Regions from separate parts of the Homo sapiens genome. Here region 2 is linked to region 1. Evidence: chromatin loops called from intact Hi-C (ENCODE). Cell type or tissue: heart right ventricle. All regions are shown on one strand. Links, peaks and the distances in the headings refer to the core of each region. The heading gives the core; the rest is flanking DNA.

The links. A loop is a pair of places that touch in the nucleus more often than their neighbours do. Peaks named below come from ENCODE experiments on the same cell type or tissue, not always from the same donor. Only the 100,000 strongest peaks of a DNase experiment are listed, where the experiment ranks them.
Region 2: a loop joins it to region 1, with 18 times the contacts of the local background. A loop is called at or near these places in 1 of 110 quality-filtered maps.

What each region holds. Positions count from the first base shown.
Region 1 is chr3:179,190,112-179,202,196 of GRCh38, forward strand. PIK3CA (phosphatidylinositol-4,5-bisphosphate 3-kinase catalytic subunit alpha) reads left to right here. Exons shown (of 21, transcript NM_006218.4): 2 at 8,639-9,066; 3 at 9,579-9,788; 4 at 11,179-11,429. The coding sequence starts at 8,715. Among named protein-coding and RNA genes, the nearest start is that of PIK3CA, 48 kb to the left of the region's middle. In heart right ventricle, for the core only: no CTCF peak of the experiment used is centred there; no DNase peak of the experiment used is centred there; H3K27ac peaks cover 2,359 bases.
Region 2 is chr3:178,085,656-178,097,740 of GRCh38, forward strand. No RefSeq gene overlaps it. Among named protein-coding and RNA genes, the nearest start is that of LINC02015, 270 kb to the left of the region's middle. In heart right ventricle, for the core only: no CTCF peak of the experiment used is centred there; no DNase peak of the experiment used is centred there.

The DNA of each region.
Region 1 (12,085 bases), core at 4,086-12,085:
AAATCCAAATGGTCTCTTGAGTGCTTTTGATTTTTCTTTAACCATCCGTTTCCTACTATTTCTACTGCTACCTCGCTTTGTTCAGGCCCTTGTTACATTTTCACTAGAGTAATTTCAACAATTTAGTTTTTCTACCTGCTCTTCTATGCTCTAGGATTATAGTGCATAAAAAAAAGTGCACTATATATATAGTGCACCCCCCCCACCACCCCCAGCATAAAAGACCCTATCCTGAAAAAGTTCATAGCCTAATAGGAGGTCAAACATGACTACAGATAATTTTAATGAGTATGTTGAGGTACAGTTATAGAAATACATATAAAAGGCTGTGGTAACATTTAAAAAGGGAGTAACTGACTCTAGAAATATTTAAAGTAACTTTCAACTGCAGTAATAAGACCATTGAATTATTAACCCAGATTTGAATCATGTTGTTTCTGTAGCAAATGTAGAGGGAAGTTTTGTTCTCCTGTTCCAAATCAGACTAAAGATTCATTTGGTAATTTAAAAATCAGAAAAGCTTTTTTTTTCTCTCTCTCTCTCGTTAATGGGTTGTAGGGGGGTGAAAGAACCGTCTCTGTCTCCTCTGGAGGCTCAGTATTTGAGTCCAAGAAATAAACTTGACAGTAGACAGATTAACAGGAGAAAAGGCATGTAAATGTATCGTATGCATATGCATAGGGGTCCTACAAAGTATGAGACTCAGATAAGGGCCAGACGGCTGAAGCTTAAATAGTACTTTTAGCTACAGAAACAAATATGGGCTTAAGGCTCCTGGAGGGTGAGGGGAAGAACTGTACTGTGAACGAAAATTGTCTTGCTCTGCGGATAAAGTCTCTCAGATAGTAGCCCTCAGAAGAATAGGTGAAAAGTCTGTATGGGCCTGGTGTCTTGGGTGTGCGGACCTCTAGTCTCCTCTCCTGTGATAGGAGTTAATGTAAATTCCAGAGATGGGGTTCACAATTCCATTCCTTCTGGAGGAACTTCCGTCTTGATAAGGGAAACTTCAGAGAAAGCCCTTTCTTCACTTGAGGAGAGAAGATGAAGAGACAGAGGTACAGGGGAATGTCAGACCTTGGTTCTGATGCTGCTTTTTTAGTTCAAAGAACTCATCATGTCAAAGTGTCATACTTTGGGGTATAGTTTCCTGACCCCTAACATGAGCAAATAAAGAGATGTAACTGAGTTAGCCACAAAACTATTTTTTTCTGTTGGCTCTATCCAAAAATGAGAGTGGAAAATGTTCTGTGAACATATATCTAAAAGTATGGGTAAAACTTGTTTTACAAACTGTTGGTCATTCAGCAAACATTTAAACAGCTTCTATACTTGTGGAACATAAATAACTAGAAAATACAAGCTGCTTATTTTAGCAAATTGTGGCTGTTTGCATTGCTCAGGCTGCCAGTTGTGCCAATTGTGCTGAGGTATGCTTCAAAATAACTTTCTTTCTTATTTTTAATGACTTTTTAATGCAGGTACAATATCGATGTTTTAAAAACATAAGTATTTGGTGTTTTGTTTTGTTTTGTTTTGTTTTTTGAGATGGAGTTTCGCTCTTGTTGCCCAGGCTAGAGTGCAATGGCGCAGTCTCGGCTCACTGCAACCTCTGCCTCCCAGGTTCAAACAATTCTCTTGCCTCAGCCTCCCAAGTAGCTGGGATTACAGGCTCCCGCCACCAGGGCCCAGCTAATTTTTGTATTTTTAGTAGAGACGGGGTTTCACCATGTTAGCCAGGCTGGTCTCAAACTCTTGACCTCAGGTGATCTGCCCTCCTCAGCCTCCCAAAGTGCTAGGATTACAGGCATGAGCCACCACGCCTGGCCTAAAAACATAAGTATTTTAAACATAATACACTTTTGAAATTGAAACCTGAACTGAAATATATAAAATATACTTTCTGCATATTTTAAAGTAGTTAAGCCAGAAAACATCTTAGGCTGTATTTATAGAGACTGGTAATCCATAGTCAAGTAATAGTTTTCTGTACTCTGCCTTGGAAATACTGATTCCAGAATATTGTAGTAGATTTTCATTGCCACATTTTGAGATGAATATTAGCAAAAGGGCATATCCAATGATGGCAAAAATGAGATGGTAAACTATCTTGCCTGAATTATGGTTGAAGGAATTGGTGGAAAAAGACCCAGGGGAAATTCTAATAGCTTTCAAGTATGTGATGAGATAGAGAAAGTGGAACTGAGGGAATGAACAAGATAATTTAGGAGTAACTATGTTTAGGGATAACTTCAGAATTACTCCACAAAAAGTTCCCTGTCAGGCAGTAAGCTCCCAGCAATGAAAGTACCCACTTAAATCACTTCTGAGATACTTTCCTATTTCAAGATTTTAACTTAAGGGCTTAAAGAACTTAGGTTGACACTGTATAGGACTGTAGTTTGCAGAGGCAGGGTTTGGGATAACTTCTTAGCCACTGGGCACTTATGCGGTTGATACCAGGTAATTCTAATACATTACAGGGATCAGCAAACTTTTTTTCTGCAAGATGCCAGATAGTAATATTTTAGGCTTTGCAGGCCATATGGTCTCTATAGCATCTGCTCAACTCTGTTGTTGCAGTGCAAAAGTATTGTTGACATTATGTAAACACAGTTTGTTACCTGTGTTCCAATAAAACTTTATTTACAAAAGCAAGTGGTGAGTTGGATTTGGCCTGTGGGTCATGCTTTGACGACCCTTGCCTTAACTAATGAAATCTAGAAATAGAGTTCTAATGTAAATATAGAAAGGCTTTCAATCTAGGGATTAAAAATCGAACTGTCAAGATGTCATTGTCTTCTTGGTCTGAAAGAGTACACATCAAGTGTTCAAAATAGTGAATTGCCCAATGAATTAAGAAACCTTCCAGTATAAAAGTCAAATGACAATGGAGAATCTGATACTGTTTTTTACTCTTTATTTCTGCTACTTAACGTTGTTCTTAAAGGCGTCGTTACTTCTGCTGGGTAGTACTGTCTACTCAGTTGGACTGCTGATGCAGACCCAGTCCATACCAACAAGTTAACACAGGTTCAGGCCTTCTGAGAACCAAAAGATTTTTAAGTACTTCCTTCCTAAATACAGTAACTTTTAACAGTAATTTTAACACCAGAAGCAAGAAGTAAACAAAAATCTCTGATGATCGAGGCATCTGTTGTCATATATTTTGTGCTCCTAAGGTCATACAGCAGAGCCTCTTGTATTATCTTTTGGTCTGTTGGCCTTTAGTTTATAGTTTGTAAAATGGTGGTCACATGTCAATGCTGACTAGAAGAAGGAGATGCTACTGTAATCAGGCAGGTTGGCCTTCGCTGAGAAGTGACCATTGATTGCTAGAAAACAAAGAAATGGGAGGCATTCAGCAACCTGGGGTTGTTGGTTTTAGGACCAGAAATGTACCCCCAAGTCTCCACCAAATTTCTCAATAATCCTGAAGAGTTTTGCTGTTTGTGTTTTAATATAACACAGTAATTGGTGCTTGTAATGAGGACTATAATTCATCAAAAAGGTAAATTGTGAATTGTGCACACGCACACACACTCTTCTAAGCAAATGGGACTGCTCTATTTTGAACAGTCTTCAAATTGAAATAACTTATTTCGATATGTAGAAAATTAGGATAAGCAAAACCAATTTATTTACTCTTAAGAGTTCCAGATAGTAGTGATTTGTCAGTATGCATATGAATCTTTAGTCCTGGCATTCTGAACTCAAAACCTCAATAGAGTGGTTTCTTGACCCTTAAAGTGTTTTATTTTTAGTAAATACATTTTTAATTCTGTGACCTCAAACCTCCAAGCTACATTATGATTTCATAATTTTATAGTGATTTATCCCCCCATTGCTTTAAATTTAATAATCCCATCCTCTTTATTGGTATTTAATTTTTTCTGTAGTCTAAAGGCCCTTTTATTTAAAATGTTATATATTCTGATTTCTTAATTTTAGGGATTTTTCTCTAGACAATTGAGAATATGTAATTTTTACACTTTAATGTTCATTTGATTATAACCTACACTTGAAAAGCAATTTTTAAAGAAATCTGAGAGAATTTAAAAATCATTTTAAAAGCATCATGTCATTTTTAGCTCAAAATACTTCAGAGAATTTATTTTATTTTATTTTTTTTGGAGACAGGGTCTTGCTCTGTTGCCCAGGCTGGAATGCAGTGGTGCCATCACGGCTTGCTGCAGCCTTGACCTCCCAGGCTAAAATGATCCTCCCACCTCAGCCTCCTGAGTACCTGGGACCATAGGCATGTGCCACCACACCTAGCTAATTTGTTTGTTTTTTTGTAGAGATGGGGTCTTGAGCCCAGGCTGGTCTCGAACTCCTCAGCTCAAGGGATCCTGCTGCCTCAGCCTCCCAAAGTGCTGGGATTACAGGTGTGAGCCACAACCCCCAGCCCAGAGTCTCCTTTTTACTAACGGTGTACAACATAAAATTCAAACTCTAACATGGTTTTACATCTGGCCCCTACCTACCTTTTGCCTCTCCTTCTTTGTCACATACTCCACCTGTTCCCATGCACTTTAGACTCAAGTAATGAAAAACAGCTTGTATTGCTAGGAACAGGCCGCATTCTTTCATGGTCTGACTTTATACACACTCTCTTGTGGCAACCTAGAACACCTGTCTATAGGCTCTCTTACATCAGGCCATACCCTTTCTGTGAAATTTTTAATCTGTAATATTCTACTGAAACTTTACCTCTCTGAAGCCTTCCCTAATCTCCTCAGGCTTTTCCATTGTTCATATTCTGTCTTGTAACAGTTATCACATTGTTAAAGTCGTTCCCCAGTAAACTATGAGACCCTTAACTGTGGAAGGGAAGGCATCTTTTTAACCTTTGTTTTTGTGCCATACTTAGCCTAGAGCCTGACATTAAGCAGGTACTTCTCAAAAAAAAAAAAAAAAAACACAGGGTAGAGACAGATAACAAGGGATTCCTGACACCTACGCTGTAGATAGCTATAACATTTCAATAGGAATCTTGGGAATCTGGGGAACTGGAAGCAGCTGGGAAAGCACCGGCATCTGAGCCACTCAGTACTCTTCCAGGCTTGTGTGTGAGCCTTGCCACCTTCAGGTATTAGCACTTGAAATCTAACTTCTTTATGAAGCTCCTTATTTACTTGCCTTCTCGGTGAAAAAAAAAAACAACAACAAAAACCGTTTCCTTCCCCATCTGGTGCCAGCACTGTATAATTCCTAATAAGCTTGAAAAGATAATGTTGGCAATACTTTACAAGTTTATTGCTAATGTTTAACATTTATTAGGTGCTTGCTGTGTGCTGATCTCTGTGCTTACATATTTTTCATATATCACTTCATCTATCTTCACAACAGTCCAGTGAAGTAGATGCCATTATTATCCCAATTTCACAAATGGGAAAAATGAGATTCATTGAGATAAATTAAACTACCCAAGGCCATACAACTATAGACTAAGGGGGCCAAAATTTGAATCTAGTGTAGATTCAAATTAGAGCTCATTCTCTTATTCACTACTGGGGAATATTGCCTGGCCATAACTGAAGTCCAAATAACAGCATGGTTATAATATGGGCTTTAAAATAATCTAGACCTGGATTCAAAATCCATTTATTGGAGGCAAGTGACTTCACTTCTGATCTTCAGTTTTCTCATATGTAAAATGATAATATCTACCTCAAAAGTGTTACTGCCCACCCATGTACATGGTACATACTAAAAAAGCAAATGTTAGTTCCATTTGCCACTTCTACACTTTATGTGAACCCTGGGGGTAATGGTTTGTACAGAATAAGGCCTGGCATGAGAAGACAAAAACCATCTGACAAATAAAAAAGCTGTCATTCTGTCTACCAGAATGTCAACCAGTGCCTGCCTTCCAGGATCAACAAGTGTTTTATTACCATAATCACATTTATTCTCTTAATGAAAAGGGTGTGTCTTGAGTATTTAATAGTTAATTACCCATAAATATACTACAGTAGAATAAGGAATAAAACCAGTGATCTGTCTACTATAGTAACTAGGTTTCTTTCTTGGTAATACTTAGGGAACATATGAGGGTTCCCTGTGGGTTGTTATTTATTATATAAAATAGTTGCTCTGGTAGTTCCATAATAGAGACCTGTCAGTGCCATTCAGCAGAGAAAAATCATAAACACAGCTGCTGTTTTTGTGTGGCTTGTGGTTTTGGTTTTGTTTTCATTTGAACTTTTTTATGCAGGCATGTCATCATTTAAAAGTAGTCATTTGGCGTTTTCCCTTGCATTCTTCAGATTTTTTGTAGGCTTAAAAAAATTTAAGTCACTTCTATAATTGTTCATACAGATTGATCCATCTGGTCTTTTTACTAGCCAATGAAATTTTTGACATGTAGGAAAAAGGACAATTATTTTAAATTCTATAATTTCAGTGGATCTCTTTTATAAGTTTGAAGAAAAATAGTTTCAACTATCAAAAAATATTTTTCTTATATTCTTCATTGTTTCCTGTTAATTTCTGTATTTTCGTGGGGGCTAAAAAGGCTAATAATTTCTGCTATTCCTACTCTTCACATCCTTTGTGTGTTATAACTCTGAAGCATACCATAATTATTTGTTTGCAACCAAGAATTGGTACAGCATAAATGTCTAATCAAATTAGGCCCTCTTGCTCTCTTTAAGTCACACTGGCTATGAGGTGGAGGTGGATTATAGGGGGCAGGCATCAATTCAGGGAGACCATTTAGGCCTTTGCAGTGGTCCAGACAAGAAATATTGATGGCCGGCCCAAGGTACTAAGAGTGGTATTTGAAGAATGTAGACAGAATAAAGAGAGAATTAACGAAGCTTGTTGATGGGTTAGATGTTGATTGGTGTGAGATGGAGAGAGGAGTCAGGGATGGCAGGTTTCCTCTCTTCTTTCTTGTTGTGTTTGTTCAACTCTTGCTTATCTTTTTTTTTTCTTTGTTTTTTGATGGAGTCTCGCTCTGTCGCCCAGACTGGAGTGCAGTGGAGCGATCTCGGCTCACTGCAACCTCTGCCTCCCAGGTTTAAGTGATTCTCCTGCTTCAGCCTCCTGAGTAGGTGGGATTACAGGTGCATGCCACCACGCCCAGCTAACTTTTGTATTTTTAGTAGAGACGGGGTTTCACCGTGTTGGTCAGGCTGGTCTCAAACTCCTGACCTCGTGATCTGCCCACCTCAGCCTCCCAAAATGCTAGGATTACAGGTGTGAGCCACCATGCCCAGCCACTTATCTTTAAAGGATTAAGTTTATGTTTCCTACTATGGGAAACCATCCCACCCCAAACTTGATGACCGCATTATGTGCTTTTATAGAACCTGGCACTTCTCCAGGATAGCATTTATTCTGTTTTGTAAGTGTGAATGTAATTACCCTACACACAGCATACACATAATCTTCATATTCTTTGCCTTGTCTTGTGAAGGCAAGGGCCATGTCTATCTTATTCGTCATTAGATTCCCACATCCAACATAGTCCTGGGGACAGCACCAATGCACTTTTGGTGCATAAGCAAATAGTGTCATTTATAGCTCTTACCTACAATATCTGATAGACTAATCAAATATAGTAGGTTATCTGGGCCTTTTTGATTCATGTCTCTAGCTTAACTTTCATTTTTTTCTTATTTGGTATCTCTCACTTTGCCTTTTGATATACTCTTACAGTTTCGCTCACTGAGTAAAAGAAAATATAAACAGCAAGAAGTAAACTTGTGTTTTATGGATTTTGATAACATCTTCTAAAAGACCCCCCAAGATTGTTGATGTCTAAAAAAATTAAGGGCCTTCAACTCATAATAATACTTAATAGTTCTTAAAATATTACAAACTGATTGGAACATTGCACTAACAGAGAGAGTCATGGATCTTATTTATGTGTAGATTCATTTCAGTCAGAAGTATTAGGACTGGTTTATTTGAGAAAGTAAATAGATCATTACAAATTCATCGTCATACTTCAAGGAAAATTCATTGATGACACTTTCTAATATTGTGACTATATACCTAAATCATACTTTAAGAACAGAATGTCTAAGATATCACCTAGATAAGAATCAATACAAAAAGAAAAAGGAAAATTACAAAGATTGATTTAAGAAAGACAAAAGACTAAGCCATAAAATTTCTCATTATTACAGGTTGAGGGCAGGGAGTGAAAAAGGAAAAGGATTTGACTTCTCTAGGCATGGTTTTACTTATTTTAAAATAAGAGCAGTGGACCCATGATCTGAAAGATTGTTTCTGGCCTAAATTCTGTTTTTCCGTAAGATAGAAGAGAATGATAAAGGTGATATGCAATGGGAATTTTGGGTTGAATTGCAACTTACTTTTCATTCTTCCCATAGCCTCATCTCTGTCTTGATGAAACCTTAGAGAATCCACTCAAATATAGTGTTTTCTTAAATGACTTTATTAAATTTAATTAAATACAAATGGTTTTTCTAATCTCTGCTGAAATAAATTCTTTGTAGCCTAATTTAGAGCAACAGTCTAGATTAGAATACTTAAGATGAATTATTACTACTTAGCCTAATCAAGTCAAACTATGGAAAATGAGTTTTTACATTTTAGCAGTGTTATAAATGTATTCTTCTGTAGTTGTGTCTCTTTTAACATATGTTTTCCTTCTTTGATTTAGGTTTCTGCTTTGGGACAACCATACATCTAATTCCTTAAAGTAGTTTTATATGTAAAACTTGCAAAGAATCAGAACAATGCCTCCACGACCATCATCAGGTGAACTGTGGGGCATCCACTTGATGCCCCCAAGAATCCTAGTAGAATGTTTACTACCAAATGGAATGATAGTGACTTTAGAATGCCTCCGTGAGGCTACATTAATAACCATAAAGCATGAACTATTTAAAGAAGCAAGAAAATACCCCCTCCATCAACTTCTTCAAGATGAATCTTCTTACATTTTCGTAAGTGTTACTCAAGAAGCAGAAAGGGAAGAATTTTTTGATGAAACAAGACGACTTTGTGACCTTCGGCTTTTTCAACCCTTTTTAAAAGTAATTGAACCAGTAGGCAACCGTGAAGAAAAGATCCTCAATCGAGAAATTGGTATGATACAATATCCTATTCTAAAATGCAAATAACCATAAAGCTTAACTGTTGTCCCTTTCTAAAATATTTCTGTCTAAACCAATACCTTCGTAATCTTAAATAGCTTTCTAAATAAAAATCATAAATCTAAAGTATGTTTTACTATCGAACTATGGAACTATTTTTAACACCTTGATATTATTCCATAAGGTTTTATTTAAGAAATGTCATTTGTGGGATGACTTAGATTTGTTATATCTCAGTGTTGTTATTCTTTTAAAAATGATTGATAGGAATGTTTGCTGCCTTTGCTCTAAATTGCTGAATATATTATTTTTTATATATTAAAAATATTCAGGACTGTCAACTTTTAATATATATGCATTCATCAAAAATTTGTTTTAACCTAGCGGTACTTTTTTTACTTTATTGTGATCTTCCAAATCTACAGAGTTCCCTGTTTGCAAAAAAAACATGTTCATGCTGTGTATGTAATAGAATGTTATATTCTTTATGTAATTTTATTAAAGGTTTTGCTATCGGCATGCCAGTGTGTGAATTTGATATGGTTAAAGATCCAGAAGTACAGGACTTCCGAAGAAATATTCTGAACGTTTGTAAAGAAGCTGTGGATCTTAGGGACCTCAATTCACCTCATAGTAGAGCAATGTATGTCTATCCTCCAAATGTAGAATCTTCACCAGAATTGCCAAAGCACATATATAATAAATTAGATAAAGGTAAGAAAATGACTAATCTACTCTAATCATTACTATAGTGCAGTCTTCTACCTGTGTCTATATCTTTGTATAGTCTTTTTTTTTTTTTCCAGCTAGATAGTAAGCTTCTTGAAGGCAGGGACTGCTTATACTGACAAGATATAGTTGAGTGCTAAATAGAAATTATGTACAATCAATATTTATTGGTTGAATTTTTGTGTGAATATGATACTGATTTCTTGGTAAATTGTCTATAAAACGGAAGAAGTATGAGTTTGAAATTTACTATTTTTTAGGATTCAGAATTAGAGCTGATTATCTTTTCATAAATAAAAACTATAAATAGAAACATTTTATGAAATTTTGGGAAAACTTTATACATTCTTGTTATTATATATCATAAATACACCAGAAAAAAATAAGTAATTTTCTTAAGTATTAAATGCAGTAATTCTGATCATGGGTGATAATATATAGGGAGATTTTTGATATTTAATATATTAGTTTCTAGAATTAAGGGAACAAGAAACTAAACTATATTGTTTTCAAAATGCATGTCATTGTATCAGATAAATATCTATATTTTTCAGGGTAACAGTAAAATTATCAATTTGAGTTAACTCTCACACACTATTAAATATCAAATTCTGTTAGTAGAATAAGTTAAGACATCTTATTACTATTCGTATTTTTCAAAGTAGTTTAATGCAACATAAGATCTTTCAAAATTCTTTTCTATTCTAGCATATATTTTAATGCTCTTTTCATTTTCCCGAACATTCTTTGTGAAAAATTTTCAACATATAGACAACTTGAAAGAAATGTACTGTGAACAACCAAACCTCTCTAAATAGTTTGTCTTCCCGTTTTCTTCATCTTTCTCTTTTCTTCTTTTTTGGACTCCTGGCTTAATCTTAAAAGGAGAAAATTAGACAATGCATTTCCTCTCCCCTCGTAATTTTCTTACCTTTCCTCCCTCACATTTTCTGTCATTCTAATTGAACATCTTTAAACCTCCATTGGTTCTTTCTTTACTTCCCATAGTTACCAAAAACTTCCACCTTAGGCACTGTCAAACCTTTGAGACCATCATGAATCACTATTCATAGGGGCAGTACCCATGAAGTATGTCATACAGTTTAGAATGGAAATTAGCTTGGTCTCAGGTACTTGTGACCCACATATCACAGTTTTGTGTGCTTGTCATAAAACATGAGATTTGGGAATGATCTGGCAGCCCGCTCAGATATAAACATTTTCTGTTTCTACCTGATATTTACCTAGTTTTAATTGGGCTGATTAAAAAGCATTTCTGATATGGATAAAGTAATGATAGTGAATACTTGTTGAAATTTCTCCCTTGAAAAATGAAAGAGAGATGGTGATTGCATCTAATGTTTTCCTGTTATAGGGCAAATAATAGTGGTGATCTGGGTAATAGTTTCTCCAAATAATGACAAGCAGAAGTATACTCTGAAAATCAACCATGACTGTGTACCAGAACAAGTAATTGCTGAAGCAATCAGGAAAAAAACTCGAAGTATGTTGCTATCCTCTGAACAACTAAAACTCTGTGTTTTAGAATATCAGGGCAAGTATATTTTAAAAGTGTGTGGATGTGATGAATACTTCCTAGAAAAATATCCTCTGAGTCAGTATAAGGTGAGTAACAAGTTTCAAAATATTAATTTTTAATTTAAAAAGTAATCACATTGAGGATGAGTATCTGTATTTTTTTTTTTTTTTTGAGACGGAATCTCACTCTCGCCCAGGCTGGAGTGCAGTGGCGCGATCTCGGCTCACTGCAGGCTCTGCCTCCTGGGTTCATGCCATTCTCCTGCCTCAGCCTCCCGAGCAGCTGGGACTACAGGCGCCCGCCACCACACCTGGCTAATTTTTTGTATTTTTAGTAGAGACAGGTTTTGCACCATGTTATCTAGGATAGTCTTGATCTCCTGACCTCGTGATCCACTCTCCGTGGCTTCCCAAAGTGCTGGGATTACAGACGTGAGCCACCACGCCCAGCCAAGTATCTATTTTTAGGATATACTTCTTGATAAGTAATATTAGTAAATAGCGTTTGTAAGCTTATTCTTTTAATTCTGTGATTAATTCGAGAGGCTGAAAATGTTGGCAGTTACTCCAGCTCCCAAATATAGATATTCCATGGGGTTGTTGTTTTTGTTGTTGTTTGTTTGTTTTTCGAGACAGGGTCTCGCTTTGTCTCTCAGGCTGGAATGCAGTGGTATGATCATGGCTTACTGCAGCATCAGCCTCCCAGGCTCAAGCAGTCCTCTCACCTCAGCCTCCTAAGTGGC
Region 2 (12,085 bases), core at 2,831-10,830, 1.1 Mb before region 1:
TTTACAAGAATCTTGTTCTAATGAGATTAAAATGATAGGACTGGGATCCGAGCAGAAGTGGTGAGGGCAGATGGCACACAGGTCCCTCCATGCCGGCTTGGATGTCCCCCAGCACAATGCATGGTGCCTTTTGCCAGCCTTCCAAGCTGTCTGTGACTGGATTGGACACTCTCCAGTGGTAACAGACAATGATTTTTATTTAGATGTTTGATTATTCTTACTAATCAAATAGAAAAAGAACAGAAGGTTTGTTCAAAACAAACAATGTATTTACAGATAGTTTTGTGTGGTGGATGCACATTTCAAGGCTCTGAAGTTGTTAGTTCTCTCAGAAGACTCAAACTCACCATGTGGGAGAGAAAATGGGACAAAGCATGTTAAAATGGCAAGATGATCAGAAAGCACTTGGAATTAATGTAATGATGACTAAGTTTCTTTTTTCACCTCAGCAATGGGAGTGAGAAAAAGGGAATGTTAAATTAGGATGATCAACTCTGAGAATTTTGAGGAATAACATATGGGAATCCCGTTTCCATCCCCGCTGCATATCCAGGCATATTTCTTCTGTGCAGAGACTGACTTTCCAGTCCCTTCTAAGGTCATGAATGAGTCAATCAAGGATAATCAGTGATTTTTTGCAGATTCTAGGAGGAAGATAATGTGTCAGAAGAACAGTACTCTTTGGCATATACCACATAAAGAGAGAAGCAGAGACAGATAGGGGATTAAGCAGACAGATGGAATGATAAGAATAAGCAAGCAAACCAAGTCCACCAAGAACCAGGGCTAGGTGCAGGACCAATCACACTCTGCTGTTTTTTAGAAGGCTAACACTTTTTCCTAAGGAACTGCAAAATATTTACAGACACTTGACAGTTTTCTAGGTAGCACAGTTGGAATACGGACACTCAAGCTCTCCAGAACATCCTGTGATTGAAGTTTTGTCTATACTGAACAGCAGGAGGAACTAATCAGGGAAGCTGCTGGTTTGCCTGACCACACTGGTTAACGACAGTCTCCACAGAGCCTCCCTTGGAGCTAGAGATGAAATATCACACTATTTCATGCGAAACTTCACTTTTAATCAAAGCAAGAGGAAAAAATCTTCTAGAGTCCCATAGTTGTGCCACAATAGGAATTTCTACCAAAGTCTACAATCATTCTTCGTTTTTCACTCTTTAAACATTTATCTATCGTAATTTAGTTTTTATTTTATCAAAGTTATGCATGATTTACAAGATATTAATGAGACTTTTGTTAGTTTCCTTTTAGATCTCAATGTTGATAGATGATAAATGATAGGACACCAACATTCTAATGGGAAAAGATAAACCATCTATACAGGACTTTTAAAGAGGTGGTCAACATCCAATATTGTGACCCTGTGCCTAGATACAAGAGACTTCTCAGATAATGAAAGACCATTTTTTGTCTCTTGTTATGTGACCATCTAATGTGAAAGCTCTAGCGTTATCCTTTCATTTACTCATTCTTCTCTATCTCAAGCCAGGTAGAAGGATTCCATGGGATTTATGTCATTGTGGGAATGGGACATGAGAGAATTCTGGGGAAAACTGACCTGTGTCTCCTGAGGTTTGGGAAGCCGTGAGTTCCAAGAGCAGCTGCATTTGGCATCATATTTGTCCAGAGTCTTGGACCACGAAGAAAATAACACAAGAGGAAAGAAAACAGCTAAGTTACTGACTTTCTGTGGCTAAGACAAAGGTTCTGGACCAATTGAAATTCAAAGTGAAATACATCTGGTGTATTTAATTCAGTCAGAATAGATTAGATAGATTCCATTTTCTACATGCTGATAACACCTAGGGAAGGACTGAGGAATGGAAGATCAAACACACAACCTCCTTATAAACACACCTCTGTGCAGCATTTATAATGTACACACAATAGCCAGCATATCTTTCCTCATAAGGTTTGGATTGTTGAAAAGGTGTTAAAGCAATTTACAATGGGGTTGTGATTTTTATTTGCAGTGCAAATAGGAAAGGACTTTTGATGCAAAACCTTGTCAATGCAGAAGCAAGGCATTATTTTCATGGTAGGAAAGATAAAGAAAAATAGAATCTGCATCTCCCTTTGAAGAATCTAGCCCTAGCTGCCAAGGAAAGCAAAATAACAGAACAAATAGATTCCTGTGAGAGGATAAGCACCTTTTCGATCCTGGGAGCTTTGTCATTTTTCAAAACTAGTACATTTTTCATAGTTTGCCACAGTGATCTTCAAGTAGATAAATGGATATAGTCAGAAGCAAGTTAATTCCCATCCAGTTCCTTTTTAAGGATAACAGATAACTTCAAAGAGAAGTGGCACAAAGAAATGGTAGATGAAGAAAATAAAAGCACAGTCTGAAAATGAAGGGGTTCAGAAACCAATTGAAATAAAGCATGGCTTTAAACGATTTCTTAAATTATTCACATGTCACATTATTGGAAAAGCAATGGTTTCTCTCAGCCATTTCTTCCTAAATGTTTTGCTTTTGTTTCCAGAAATAACAGGTTTAATTAAGTGTGCAATATATACTCAAGCAATCCAGACTAATGCACACAGGACTTTTGAAATCACTTAGAAGATTTTAGGAGAGATTTGGATTTGCCATGTTCGGATGCTAATGGAGAAAGCTGGTCTTCAGGGAAAGGGCATGCATGAGTTGTGTATGGCTTTGTCAGTGCTGTCAAAGCTAGTTATTACATTATTAGGAAAAAATGGTTTTGAAAATAGCAAACATTAAGCAAACTGGAAATAAAACTAAGCTTTGTTAAACTCCTTATATGTGTCAGGATAATTTCACATGCATTATTTCAATTAAATCTTAAAAAACTCAGAGGAAATGGATATCATTTCCCCATTTTTAAGATATGTAAGCCAAGACTTTGTGAAGGCTAAGGTTCTTTCAAACCCAAGGTGTCTGACGGCAAATCCAACCCCTTTTCAATTATATTTATTCATATCTCTATGCTAATGAAGATGCATTATCAGTAAATACTGTTTCTGATCAGGAGATCAAGATGTCTAGTAATGCATTAAAGGTGTTCTACCCATTTAATCTGGGATAATCATATCCTTAAACAGCCCAGTTAGAACACTTTTGTATGTTCATGTTTACAAAACAATGTCAAGCATTTAATATAATTCAGTAAGAATGGTCACAAAATGTTGACAGTATGATTTACTGAACTTGCATACAAATGCTAGTTTCAGGAACACAGAATTTTTTTCTATAAGAGGAAGAGAGAGAGTTGCAAATCAGTCAAGGCCACTGGAGCTAGCTCATTGCCTCAATATGTTGCTATTTATTTTGTGATTACAAATTTAAAGCAAACTAAATAAACGTCTTCAGCTTTAAAAGGTACAAGTGCATTATACATTTCATGACTAGCACTGTCTTTTTTCTATAAACTACAAAGGAAGATAATGAATGCAGTTGAGCACATACTGTGAGTAGGCTGGTCCAGCCTATATTTTATAGGCTGTGCAGAATAGCACCCTTGTAAATCAAATGGATGTTGAACATTGGACTTTGAGTCAGGAAACATGAGCTCTAGTCCTGATATCACTGTTGAGTAGGCCCATGAGGTTTTTCCAGTGAATTAGTCTGTTTTGGCTTCATTTTCCTAGATGTTTTGTATAAATGTACTTTTAATACATCTCAGCATTTATGAATATTTAGTAAGCACACACACATTGCCTGTTGAATTGACAAAATAAGAAATTGGGTTTGATTTTTTTCTAAAGTTTTATAATGTTCTAGATTTTTATTTGTTGAACATGTCCAGGTACTGGATTCTTTTAGAAGTTATTCCAAATAAAATACAAGAATAAGTGGGCTTTTCTGAGTTTTCTGCCAAGGACACAAGGCATGTCAAAGTCTTTCAGCTAAAGAAATGTGACTAGAAATAGGATATGATATGTTAAAAGAGGTCAGATTTAAAAATAAGCTAAAACATTTTCTAAGACTTCCCATTAATAACATGCTACATTTTAGAAAAGGCACTAGGCAAGGAATCAGCAGATACATGGAATTTATTAACTGTTTTAGCACTAAATACCTCAATAAATTTGGCTGTCCCTTATTCTGTCTGGCTCCTGGTTTTCTCAGCTGTGAAATGAACTGCAGCATTGTGCTGTAAAGGAATAATGAGGGTTAGGTCAAAACATCCAATAGTCAGTCAAGAAGAAGCAAGCATTTGGGGAAATCCATATAATAAAAAAGCACCATATTCAACCAAACAGAAAAACTGATACCCAAGTCATCAATGTAGCAAACAGAAGTGTGTGTGTGTGTTTCAAAATGTGTTTTTAAAAATTCTAGAAACTTGTCCCTCAGTGGCCAAGATGGCTGACTACAAGCAGCTAGGGTATGTGGCTCTCACAGAGAGGAATGAGAGGGTGGAGTAAATACAGCACCTTCAACTGAAACATCCAGGTACTTGTATTGGGACTAATCAAGGAAACAACTTGACCCACAGAGAACAGAAAGGCAAGGCAAAAGGATGGCCCACCCAGGAGTGACATGGAGCCAAGGGAACCTCCCCTGCCAGGGAAGTGGTAAGTGAACATGTGATCCTGGAAAACCACACTTCTCCCATGGACGCTTGCAACCCTTGGGTCAGGAGATCCTCTTGTGAACTCACTCCACCAGGGCCTTCAGTATGATATACACAGCTAGGTGGAGTCTTGGCAGATCAGCCATTTGTGCACACAGAGAGACCTAGGTGCTTTACATATTCCTGCTCTGGGCTTCCCAGCAAAAGTAACAGCAACTCCAGCAAAGTGGGAGGTTAGACCTCTGTACGTACCACTACGAAAGAGGCTGAATTCAGTGGGCTGAGCAGTGATGATCTGCGGGCCTCATTTCCACAACATCTCACAAGATAAAGCCCACAGTCTTGGAATTCCAGCCAGCTACCAGGAGCAGTGTTGCACCTACTTGGGGAAGAAATCAAGGGGTGGGGAGGAGCAGGACGCCATCTTAACTATTTGGAAAACTCAGCCATTCCAGCCTGTGGGTGGAAGGGATCTCCCAACATAGCACAGCTGCTCTACCAAAATGTAGCCAAACTGCTTCTTTAAGTAGTTCCCCAATATGTTTCTCCTCACTGAGTGGGACCCCCACCCTGAACTAGGACCCCTTAGCCACCCCTGCTGATGTTCTCTGGCCAAAAGAGATTTGAAAACTTCCTAGGACAGAGTTCTCAGAGGGATGAATGGGTCACAATCTTTCCTGTTTGGGTGACTTAGCCATTCCAGCCTCCAGGCTTTGGAGAGCCCAAGCTGACTGGGGGTGGAAGTTGTACTCCAGTACAGCACAGCTACTCTGTGAAAGTGTGCCCAGACTGCTTCTTTAAGCAGGTTCCCAATCCCATTCTGGCTGACTGAGTGAGATCACCTAACTAAGGTCTCCAGCCACCTCCTACAGGTGTGTTCAGGCTGGCAACAGGTCCATAGCTCCCTAGGATGGAGCTCCCAGAGAAAGGGGCAGGCTGCCATCTTTGCTGTCTCACAGCCTTCACTGGTGATCCCTCCAGGTACTGGAAAATCTGAGGTGACTAGGGACTGGAGTGGACCTCCAGCAAACCACAGCAGCCCTGTGGAAAAGTGGCCAGACCGTAAAAGAAAAAATAAAAATCGAAAGGTAAGCAATCTCAAAGATTGAAGGTAGATAAGCCTACAAAGATGAGAAAGAATCAATGCAAGAATGCTGAAAACTCAAAAGCCAGAGTGCTCGCTTTCCTCCAAATGACTGCATCAGTCATTTGGGTTCAGAACTGGGCTGAGGCTGAGATGGCTGAAATGACATAAGTAGAATTCAGAATATAGATAAAATCGAACTTCACTGAGCTAAAGGATCATGTTGTAACCCAATACAAGGAAGGTAAAAATCATAAAACATTGTGGGAGCTGACAGACAAAATAGCCAGCCTGAAGAAGAACACAACCAACCTGACAGAGCTGAAAAACACACTACAAGAACTTAATAATGTGATTACAAGTATTAATAGCAGAATAGACCAAGTGGATGAAAGAATCTCAGAGCTTGAAGACTAACTTTGTAAAATAAGACAGATATATAAGAATACAGAAAAAAGAATCAAAAAGAATGAACAAAACCTCCAAGAAATATGGGATTATGTAAAGAAACTGAATTTATGACTGATTGGCAGAGAATGGAACCAATTTGTAAAACATATTTCAAGATATCATCCATGAGAGCTATCTCAACCAAGCTAGACAGGCCAACATTCAATTCAGGAAATGCAGACAACCTCAGTAAGATACTCTATGAGAATATCATCCTTGAGACACATAATCATCAGATTCCCCAAGGTAAAAATGAAAGAAAAAATGTTAAGGGCAGCTAGAGAGAAAGGCCAGGTCACCTACAAAGGGAAACACATCAGACTAACAATGGACCTCTCAGCAGAAACCCTACAAGCCAGAAGAGATTGAGAGGCAATATTCAACATTCTTAAGAAAAAGAAATTCCAATCCAGAATTTTATATCTGGCCAAATTAAGCTTCATAAGCCAAGGAGAAATATGATCCTTTTCAGACAAGCAAATGCTGAGGGAATTCATTACCTCCAGACCTGCCTTACAAGAGCTCATAAAGGAAGCTTTAAATATAGAAAGTAAAGGCCATTACCAGCCTCTACAAAAGCATGTTTAAGGAGGCAGACCAGTGATACTATAAAGCAACCACATAAAGAAGTCTGCAGAATAACCAGCTAACATCATGATGATAGGATCAAATCCACACATATCAATACTAACCTTAAATGTAAATGGGCTAAGTGCTCCAATTAAAAGACACAGAGTGGCAAACTGGATAAAGAACCAAGACCCATTGGTATGCTGTCTTCAAGTGCCCCATCTCACATGCAATGACACATGTAGGCTCAAAATAAAGGGATGGAGAAAAATCTACCAAGAAAATGGAAAACAGAAAAAAGTAGAGGTTGCAATCTTAGTTTCCGACAAAACAGACTTTAAACCGACAAAGACAAAGAAGGGCATTACATAATGGCAAAGGGTTCAATTCAATAAAAATATCTGTCTATCCTAAATATACATGCACCCAACACAGGAGCACCTAGATTGATAAAGCAAGCTCTTAGAGACCTTCAAAAAGACAGACTCACACACAATAATAGTGAGATACTTCAGCACTTCACTGAAAATATTAGGGTGATCATCAAGACAGAAAATTAATAAAGATATTCAGAACCTGAACTCAGCACTTGATCAAATGGACCTGATAGATATTTGCAGAACTATCCATCCAAAAAGAGCAGAATATACATTCTTCTCATTGCCACATGGCATTTACTCTGAAATTGATTACAAAAATGGAAGTAAAACACTCCTAGGCAAATGCAAAATAACTATAATCATAATAATCTCTCAGACCACAGCACAATCAAATTAGAACTCAAGACTAAGAAATTCACTTCAAAACCATATAAAATTACATAAAAATTGAATAACCTACACCTGAATGACTTTTGGGTAAATAACAAAATTAAGGCAGAAATCAAGGAGTTATTTGAATCTAATAAGAACAAAAATACAATGTACTAGAATCTCTGGAACACAGCTAAGGTAGTGTTAAGAGGGAAATTTATAGCACTAACTGCCCACATTGAAAAGGTAGAAAGATCTCAAGTTAACAACCTAACATCAAAACTAAAAGAACTACAGAAGCAAGAACAAACAAATCCCAAAGATAGCAGAAGACAAGTAATAACCAAAATCAGAGCTAAACTGCAGGAGAAAGAGACACTAAAAACCATTAAAAGATCAATAAATCGAGGAGTTGGTTTTTTGAAAAAATTTAATAAAATAGACAGCCAGCTAGACTAATAAAGAAGAAAAGATAGAAGATTCAAATAAACACAATCAGAAAAATAAGGGGAATATTACCACTGATCTCACAGAAATATAAACAACTATCAGATAATATTATAAACAACTTTATGAACATAAACTAGAAAATGTAGAAGATATGGATAAATTCCTGGACACATACACTCTCCCGAGACTGAACCAGGAAGAAATTGAATCCCTGAACAGACCAATAATGAGTTCTGAAATTGAGGCAGTAATAAATAGCCTACCAACCAAAAAAAGCCCTGGACCAGATGGATTCACAGCTGAATTCTACAAGTTGTACAAGGAAAAAGCTGGTACCATTCCTACTGAAATGATTTAAAAAAAATCTTTTTTAAAGGAGGGACTTCTTCCTAACTTACTCTATGGAGCCAGCATCATCCTGATACCAAACCCTGGTAAAGAGAAAATGAAAGGAGAAAACTTCCGGCCAATATCCTTGATGAACATTGATGCAAAAATGCTCAACAAAATACTGGCAAACCAACTCCAGCAGCACATCAAAAAGCTTATACACTGCATTCAAGTAGGCTTCATCCCCAGATGCAAGGATGGTTCAATGTATGCAAATCAATAAATGTGATTCATCACATAAGCAGAACTAAAGACAAAAACCATATGATTATCCTAATAGAGGCATAAAAGGCCTTTGATAAAATTCAACATCACTTCATGTTAAAAACTCTTAATAAGCTAGGTACTGAAGGAACATATCTCAAAATAGTAAGACCCATACATTACAAACCCATAGCCAACATCATAATGAATAGTCAAAAGCTGGAAGCATTCCCCCTGAAAACTGGCACAATACAAGGAAGCCCTCTTTCACCACTCCTATTCAACATAGTATTGGAAGCTCTGGTCAAAGAAATCAGGCAAGACAAAGAAATAAAGGCATTCAAATAGGAAAAGAGGAAGCCAAACTATCCTGTTTGCAGGTGATATGATCCTATATCCAGAAAACCCCATTGTCTCAGCCCCAAAGCATTTTAAGCTGACAGACAACTTCAGCAGTCTCAGCATACAAAATCGACCTGCCAAAATCACTAGCATTTCTATACACTAAAAAGAGTCAAGCCAAGAGCCAAATCATGAACAAACTCCCATTCAGAATTGCAACAAAAAGCATAAAATACATAGGAATATAGCTAACTAGGGAGGTGAAAGATCTCTACAAGGAGAACTACAAACCACTGCTCAAAGAAAGCAGACATGACACAAACAAGTGGAAAAACATTCCATGCTCATGAACAGGAAGAATCAATATTGTTAAAATGGCCATACTGCCCAAAGCAACTTACAGATTCAATGCTATTCCCATTAAACCACCATTGTCATTCTCACAGGACTAGAAAAATAACTATTTTAAAAAGTGTATGGAACAAAAAATGAGCCTGAATGGCCAAGGCAATGCTAAGCAAAAAAACAAAGGTTGAGGCATCATGCTCTGACTTCAAACTATACTACACTGTTATGGTAACCAAAACAGCATGGTATTGGTACAAGAACAGATACGTGGACCAATGGAACAGCATAGAGAACCCAGAAGTAAGATTGCACACCTACAACTATCTGACCTTTGACAGACCTGACAAAAACAAGCAATGAGGAAAGGATTTTCTATTCAATAAATGGTACTTGGATAACTGGCTAGCCATATGCAGAAGACTAAAACTGGACCCCTTCCTTAAATCATATGCAAAAATGAATTCAAGATGGGTTAAGAATTAAATGTAAAACCCAAAACTATAAAAACCCTGGAAGACAACCAAAGCAATACCATTCAGGACATAGGTACAGGCAAAGATTTCATGAGAAAGCCACCAAAAGCAATTGCAACAAAAGCAAAAATTGATAAATGGGATCTAATTAAATGAGTTTCTTCACAGTAGAAGAAGCTATCTACAGAGTAAAAGACAACCTAAAGAGTGGGAGAAAAGTTTTGCAACCTATACATCTGACAAAGGTCTAATATCCAGCATCTATAAGGCTCTTAAATAAATATGCATGAAAACAAACCCCATAAAAAAGTGGCAAAGGACATAAATAGACACTTTCAAAAGAAGACATACATGCAAGCAGTCAACAATCATGTGAAAAAAAGCTTATCATCACTGACCATTAGAGAAATGCAAATCAAAACCGCAATGAGACACTTCTAACACCAGTCAGAATGGTTACTGTTAAAACGTCAAAAAATAACAGATGGTGGTCAGGTTGTAGAGAAAAAGGAACAGTTATACACTGTTGTTGGGAGTGTAAATTAGTTCAGCCATTGTGGAAGATAGCATGGCAATTCCTCAAAGACCTAAAGACAGAAATACCATTTGACCCAGAAATTACTGGGTATATACCAAAATAAATATTAATCATTCTATTATAAAGACACATGCACACATATGTTCATTGCAGCACTATCCACAATAGCAAAGGCATGCAATCAATCTAAAAGTCCATCAATGATAGACTGGATAAAGAAAATGTGGTATATACACACCATGGAATACTATGTAGGCAAAAAAAGAACTAAATCATGTCCTTTGCAAGGACATGGATGGAGCTAAAAGCCATTATTCTTAGCAAACTGATATAGTTTGGCTCTGTGTCCCCAACCAAATCTCATCTTGTAATTTCCATGTGTTATGGGAGGGAACTGGTGGGAGATGATTGAATTATTGAATTCCGGGGGCGGGTCTTTCCTGTGCTGTGATAGTGAATGGGTCTCATGAGATCTGATGGTTTTAAAAATGGGAGTTTCCCTGCACAAGCTTCTGTTCCTTGTGGCTGCCATGTAAGAAGTACCTTTTGCCTTCAGCCATGATTGTGAGGCCTCCCCAGCCACATGGAGCTGTGAGTCCAATAAACTTATTTCTTTTGTAAATTGCCCAGTCTCGGGTATGTCTTTATCAGCAGTATGAAAACAAACTAATACACAAACTAACACAGAAACAGAAAACCAAATACTGCACGTTCTCACTTGAAAGTGGGAGCTAAATGATGAGAACAAATGGACACACAGAGGGGAACAACACACACTGGGGACTTTTGGAGGGTGGAGGGTGGGAGGAGGGATAGGATCAGGAGAAATACTTAATGGGTACTAGACTTAGTACCTAGATGATGAAACAATCTGTACAACAAACCTCCATGACACAAGTTTATCTATGTAACAAACCTACACTTGTATCCCTAAACTTAAAATAAAGATTAAACAAAGAAAGGAAACTGGTCCCTACTGGGGAAGCTATTAGGATTGGATATTTGAGTAAAGGAATTTATGTAAAATGGATTTCCACATTTACAATTCATAATTTGCATAGTATGAATTATACCCAATAAGAATATATGCATTCATCACATTGTGTAATATTGTGACATTTGAAAATAATTTTAGACACATAAAGAAAGAAAAATAAAGTAAAAGAGGAAGGAAGGAAGGAAAGAAGGGGGGAGGGAGAGAGGAATGAAGGGAAGGAGAGAGGAAGGAAGGAAGGGAAGGAGAAAGGAAGGAAGGGAGGGAGAGAGGAAGGAAGGAAGGGAAAGAAATAAAGGAAAAAAATGTGGGTTACAGAGTCAGATAACACTGGGATTTATACTAACCCTATTACTTATTAGCTCTGTATATTTGAATAAGTTAATTAAGTTTTCCCGCCAAAGTTTTCTTATCTATAGGACAGAGATTAAAATAGGTACCTTACCATGTTGTTATAAGGATTAAAGATAATGTATGTAAAGCACCTGGAATATATTCAAAACTTAATAAAGTGCAATTGTTATATGAAGAAGATAGATGAGATAATCTTGGTTTTACTTTATGGATCAATGAAATGGATTCTTATTAGAATCCTTTATTACTGATACAACTTCTACTCCTCCTTCCCATCTCCCCAGTTAAAAAAGAAATTAGAGAACTGGAAAGAAGACTAAAAGGCAGTAATAGAATAGATGCTATTTCATTCTTCTTGTAGCTACAAAGCCTTCTCTGGTAGCTCTCTATATGTACTGCATGTAATAGAGAATGTGTAAAAGCTTTCAGGGTATTTGTTCTGAGAAAACTGCAGCCTAAAAAGCAGCAGATGGAAGAAGTAATGAAAGGATGTCTACAGACATTAGATAGTCTAGGATGCTTCCTAGAGGCAGATTTCAACATCCCATTGCACAATTCCATTCCTCCTCCT